2 separate regions of the Mus musculus genome follow, and region 1 is linked to region 2. The links are chromatin contacts, found by Hi-C or POLR2A ChIA-PET in ENCODE. All regions are on one chromosome and are shown on one strand. The core of a region is the stretch at or near the end of the contact, and the rest is flanking DNA. Distances in the headings are between cores, read along the strand shown. Region 1 holds the start of Neil2 (nei like 2 (E. coli)). Region 2 overlaps Ctsb (cathepsin B).

What was found. Hi-C counts contacts between places; a loop is a spot of excess contacts on that map. ChIA-PET counts read pairs that join two places held with the same protein, here RNA polymerase II (POLR2A).
Region 1: POLR2A ChIA-PET joins it to region 2 with 11 read pairs in embryonic stem cell. The contact joins the promoter of Neil2 here to the enhancer-like site in region 2. A Hi-C loop is called at or near these places in 2 of 37 maps with a recorded cell type or tissue (T-helper 17 cell and regulatory T cell). POLR2A ChIA-PET finds 5 or more read pairs at or near these places in 2 of 5 experiments (both embryonic stem cell).

Annotation. Positions count from the first base shown.
Region 1 is chr14:63,192,073-63,195,078 of GRCm38, reverse strand. It overlaps Neil2 (nei like 2 (E. coli)), which reads left to right and starts at 1,554. Exons shown (of 5, transcript NM_201610.2): 1 at 1,554-1,655.
Region 2 is chr14:63,140,206-63,143,046 of GRCm38, reverse strand. It overlaps Ctsb (cathepsin B), which reads right to left. Exons shown (of 10, transcript NM_007798.3): 9 at 1,185-1,313; 10 at 1-815. The coding sequence ends at 718. Among named protein-coding and RNA genes, the nearest start is that of Gm51283, 8.7 kb to the left of the region's middle. Within about 2 kb of position 1,472, at least 1 of the 3 ENCODE cell types and tissues checked has a DNase peak (open chromatin) inside an H3K27ac peak, as active enhancers do.

The DNA of each region.
Region 1 (3,006 bases), core at 305-2,804, 52 kb before region 2:
GGACATACTGTATCCTGCAGAAGATGTGAGTCTCCCAAGATGCCAGATACCGAAAGTGGGAACACATGCCCCGGTCCTTATATACACAAAAAGAAGGGACCCCCTCCTGCAAATGTCGCACCTTCAAGCTCACCCTCTGCCTTGAGGGGAGCTTTGTACCTCTGAGATACTAGAGGCCTCCTCTCCTTACTTCCTATTCTTGCCCTACAGTCAGCGATATGGTAGAAGGCTAGCTGAACCCCTCCTTGAAGCAGGGCTGTCTCCCCCATGCCGGCCAAGTTCAGAGACTGACACCTTAGCCACTTCCGAAGGCCACGGAGTTCACCAAAGGTCTCTTGACATCCTGTACAGTGCTGGCTCCAACCGTTCTTGGCGACCTATTTTTTGAATAACCTGGTATCATCTTTAATCTCTTAAGAAAACACTTCAATACACAACGTTTTAAAAGCGTATAGTATAAACTCAAAGATGATTAAAATAATACAAAGCAAAAGTAAATAAATCTCACTCTTTAAAAGTGTTACAGGCCAGGTGTGCTAGCCGTGTTTAAAAATCCCAGTACTAAAGGAACTAACTTTGTCGGTTCATGCACGAGTTCAGGACTAGCCAGGCTTTGTCTCAAAAATACAAAACCCATACAAAAAAACCTTCGCGAAGGGTGTGGAGAAACTGAAATGTCTGCCTTGGCCTGAGCCACTCAAGACCTTTGGATTCTGAGCGCTTGCCTATTCTCAGTACCAGTCCACTCTTTCCCAGGCAAGCCTGGGAGAGGAAACGGGGAGACTTGAGATGGGGAGGGATAACTCAGAGGTATGGTGACTCTGGAGGGTAGGCGAAGGTGCTCCCAGAGTTATTTCCCAGAGAAAGAGCTTGAATCACGGTGGTGGTTTCAGGAGGGGAGAGGGAGGGGGCGATGGTAGGGGTGGGGAGACAGAGAGATGAGCCTCCAGTGGTCACCCCGGGAAGGAGACCGCAACATCCCTCCTACTTGCAGGGGGAGCCCAAGTAGAGATGCCTCCATCACCCATCCCGAAGTGAACCCCCACCTGCAGCGCCTCCAGGGAAGAAACCTGAAGCTCCTCATCAGGGATGTACCCCACCTTCAGCATCTAACAGGAGAGGAATCCGCAGCTCCCCACCCACCTCCAAGACCAGCTCGGCCCGGGGGAGGAGCCCTTGAGTCCAGGAAGTAGCTTCCGGTCCCCTCCGGGGAGGAGCCAGCGGAACCCCAGCTACCGGGCTACGGACCCCGTGCGCTCCAATGGCTGAACTCGTCCTCCCCGCCCTGGTCTGGAAGGCGCAGGTGGATGGTGACTCCTGCTGCGACTGCTGGGAGCGTACATCTTCCCGGGACCCACCTGGGGCTGCGTCAGCCTCCTCCCTGCCCTCTGTAGCCCACACGTGCACGTAGTTAACACTTGTTTTCACAGAAAAATTAAGCAGTGTCTCTTCTGGACATGCGCAGCCTGGTTGTAAGTTTGTTTTTGTTGATCACGTTGCCTTCCGACTCCCTGAGCCCTCGTGACCCTCATGTGTTCCCTCCCCCTTCGGAAGGGTTAGGAAACGCTGTGGCCTAAGACTTTCTCCTGGCTCCTGGAGAAAAGGGACCACGTCCTGCGCAGCCTGGCCACCTCACCCTAGCGACGAAGCCCAAGGTTCTCTCTCATCAGCTCTTCCCATTCTTTTCCTGTCCATCAAACCATACCTAGGGGCGGAGAGTTGTTTGTCTGTTTTGAGACAGGGCCTCTGTGTAGTTGTGTGGCTGGCCTTGAGGGATTAAAGGCTTGCCGGAGAGATTTAAGATTAGGGCTGCATGCTGCATCATACTGGCGGTATTTTCCAGAACTTTCTCTGCCGGTAGCCAGGAAGACTGAACTTAGAGGTGGTTAGGGTACCAGTGCCTGGCAAGCTGGCTTCCAGCCCGGCAGCTTTCCCTGAAGGTCAGAGTAGGTGAACTGTTACCACATTTCCGAGTGTGTGAATGGGAATCTAAGCGCAAATGAATTTAGTTAAGCATCGTTGAGGCCGTAGCCCAGTTGGTAAAGGGATGCTTGCAAGATGCCCTGGGTTTGAGCATAAACCAGGGGTTGTGATGTGCTGGAGACCACTCATACACAGTGGCCTCTAGGCCAGCTTGGCATTTGAAATATAGGCAAACCTGTCTCAAGATAGAAAGAAAAATCGCATAATTGATTGTGTTATTTATGAAGCTACGAGAATTTTCAGGATGTCTGGGGCATCCTGATTCTTCGATTAAAGTATATTTTAAATGTCTTAGTAGGGAGGAAGTTGTATATGGCTCACACTTGGGAGACTGAGGCAGAAGGATTGTTCAGAGTTCAAGACCAGCCTGGGCTACAGAGTGAGGCTTAACAGCCACCCTGGCTTTTAGAAACACTGCAATAATAACTACCCGCTGTATGCCTTTGTTGATTTTTACCTCAATTTATGAGCGTGGTGTTGGTAAGTGGCGGGTGAGGTTAGGTAGAGCTTTGAGTGGGGGATGGGAGGACAACGCCTGCTCAGTAAAGTCTGGGTGTAGGCTACCCAGGCGATCTCATCCTGGTGGCTCCCGGTGACTTTGGATGGTTGAGGACAGAGAGGGGAGGGGTGACGTGTAGACCTGCCTGGCTGCTGTCTACTTGTCATGCTTCCGAGTTCTGCCAGCACTGTGGTTACAGATAGAGAACCATTTCTAGAGATCACATAACTAGTTCCGATCTCCTTTACCTGAGGTGGTCCCGAGAGAGCCAGATCCAAGTATGGATCAGTCAGAAGAGAGTTGGAATGAACGTTTGAGGACAGCTAGGACTACGTAGTTTCAGCTCACCTAGAGCTATGGAGTAGCAAGACTCTGTCTTAACCAACCAAACAAGGAGTGGCTGACCACTGAGGTGGCAGCACCTTCGAAGTAGACAGTACCTGCTACGTGACATCTAGCACACTATAGTGATTAGTATTTGCTGTGTGGTTAAGGCTGAGGGGCCAGGAAGAGAAACCATTGCT
Region 2 (2,841 bases), core at 223-2,722:
TTTTCCAGACTAGTTTCATTGTGGTTATCTGTCGGTCACACAGCAAACCATGACCATGTAGCTTGTTTTAAGCCATACAATTGGGGGTGATCTATAAAACCAGTACAGCTCTTCATACTTGGTTGAGGTACACAAAGCATAAAAATCCTATTGAAAAAGCATCGGCTGAGGACAGGACCAAGGAGAGCTGGCCACATTACCAATGTCGATGGATGCAGATGCCTTGGGAAAAGGTAGCTTTCTCCAGAGAACTGCACTGGGCCATTGACGAATGCCTGCCACAGACCCAGAAGTGACCAGCTTCAAGATGCAGCTGAGAGGTGGCATTTGTCCTCTCGTGAAGTGTTCGTTCTTTTGGAAGTCCTGCAGTCAAAGCCCTTGGGTCCTCGGATGCTGGGATGGGGATGGGGGTGGGAGGTATGGCAGGCAGAGCCACAACAGCAGGCACTACAAACCGCACTAGTCTAGGGAGAGGCTAGGATGCAGACTGTGATCACTGTCGTGGGATGGGCTAGGAGGAGGCCAGGTAAGGACAGTGTTTGGAGGGTAGCTCTGATGGCAGGCAGCTCTGGTCCAGTCGTCCAAATCTTGCCAAAAGCTTCATGCATGTTAGATGAACTCAAAGAATCAAAGACTCCCCTGTCTACCTCATTCCCTGCCAGGGCCGCTAAATTTTGGAAAAAGCCCCTAAGGACTGGACAATGAAGTCAAAGCAGATTAGAATCTTCCCCAGTACTGGTCAGTGCGTGGGATTCCAGCCACAATTTCTGATTCAATGCCACAGTGGTTCTCTCCTCTGAGGATTTTAAAGAAGCCTGGGATGGAGAAAAAGTAGATGCTTTCAAAGTATGCTCTGAGCTTGGCCTAACCCTTACTATGTTCATAGGATGCCCCACTCTGTAACCCAGGTTGGCCACACACTCCACCCTTAGCCTCAGCATCCTAAGTGCTGGGACCACAGGAGCCAGGGTGAGCTACCTGACACCCAGCATCATCTGAAACTATCAGTTCTCGTCACATGCTGCTCATGTGATGGAGCTCTGGGACTCACAGATGGTTCTAGACCAAAGGATCTATACATTTAGGTAGTCAGGTCCACACCTCAGGCCACAGAGGAGCAAAGGGGCTATGATGCTCTGGCCCTTAGCTGCTTATGTAGTTTGAGGAGGGGGACTGCCACTCACCATTATCACCCCAGTCAAGGTTCCAAGAGTTGGCTGCCAGCCAGTAGGGAACTCCATTCTCTACTCCCCAGCCCAGGATGCGGATGGCGTGGCCACCCATCATATCACCGGCTTCATGCTTGTATACTCCTGAAGAAGAAAAAGGCAGTTATCACTGAACACAGCTCACTGCCTGCTCACAGATTCCCAAGACAGCTAGCCACCTAGTCAGAATAGGCTGACAGGAACCAACTGGTCTCCTACACTGAAATCTCTAGAAAGCTGGAGGAGGGCCTCAAGATGAGCACTTGCTAGCATGTCAAGGTCCTGGGTTGGGTCTCCAGCACCCATAGTCTTTATCAGGGAGCTTCGGTGTGTGGTTTGAACAAGAGTGGCTCCCACAGGCTCATGTTTGAATCATTTGTTACCAGGGAATGGCACCATATGGAAGGATTAGAAGTGGCAGAAGGGGGGTGGAGGGGAAGTTGCCTGGTGTGTCACTGCGGGCGTGGGGTTCCTCTATCTGTCTCTGTGGTACCCCTCGGCCCTGATACATGCACACACCTGTGCACCAAGGTGTAGTTCTCAGCTACAGCATGTCTGGGGAGCTACACTCCCTGCCATGATGACAGTGGACTAACCCTCTGAAGATGTAAGCAAGCCCATATTAAATGCTTTCTTTTTTAAGAGTTCCTTGGTTATGGGTCTCTGCAGAGCATCAGAACAGTGAGTAAGAAAAGAAGTGCCTCTTCACAGCAATAGAACAGAATCTATGACAAGGGTATCCACGGTATTAGGAGATTACATAGATTGTGTGTATGTATGTATGTATGTATGTATGTATGTATTATGCATGCATATATATATATATATATACACACACACACACATATATATATACAAACATATATATATGTGTGTGTGTGTGTGTGTATGTATATATGTATGTATGTATGTATGGAGGTTGTGTGTGTGTGTGTGTGTGTGTGTGTTTGAGATATGGTCTAAAAAGCCCAAGTTGGCCTCAAACCTCAAAATTCTGCCTCTGCTTCCTGAATGCTGGGATTACATATGGGTGCCACTATATCTGACTTAAATGTGTGTGTATATACTTTTTTTTTTTTAAGACAGTGTCTTATTAAATATCCCTAGCTGGCCTGCAACTCACTGTGTAACCAAGGTAATCTCAGATCTGCCTGCCCCTACCTTCTGAGTGACAAAATCAAAGATGTACTCTACCATTCCTAGCACTTCCAAAAATATTTCTGGAAGCCCAATACACTTAAGAATGCAAATTTTAAAAAGCGGGATCCTACAAAAATATTATTAGGTTGGCTTGAAAATAAAGGTTCTGATAAACTTTTAAGTTATGAAGCAAACTTAAAATCCAAAGGCCAATTATTTGTTTTACACCCTGAGATTCCATGTCTGGGTTCATCTGTGAAGCTTTAGATAGCTTTCAGAGTTCCTGCTTTGCTGGGGTTCACTGGAGGGGTAAGGTAAGGGCGCAGGCCACTGTCGGCTGATCGAAGCTTGGGTGTTTAGAGATCTGGTCAACCAGGCTTTCTACTTGCTTAGGTACAGGTGCTGTGATGGCTGTCCTTGGTTGTCAACTTGACTACATCTGGAATTAACTAAAAGCCAAATGACTGAGCACACCTGTGAGGAATTGTTTTCT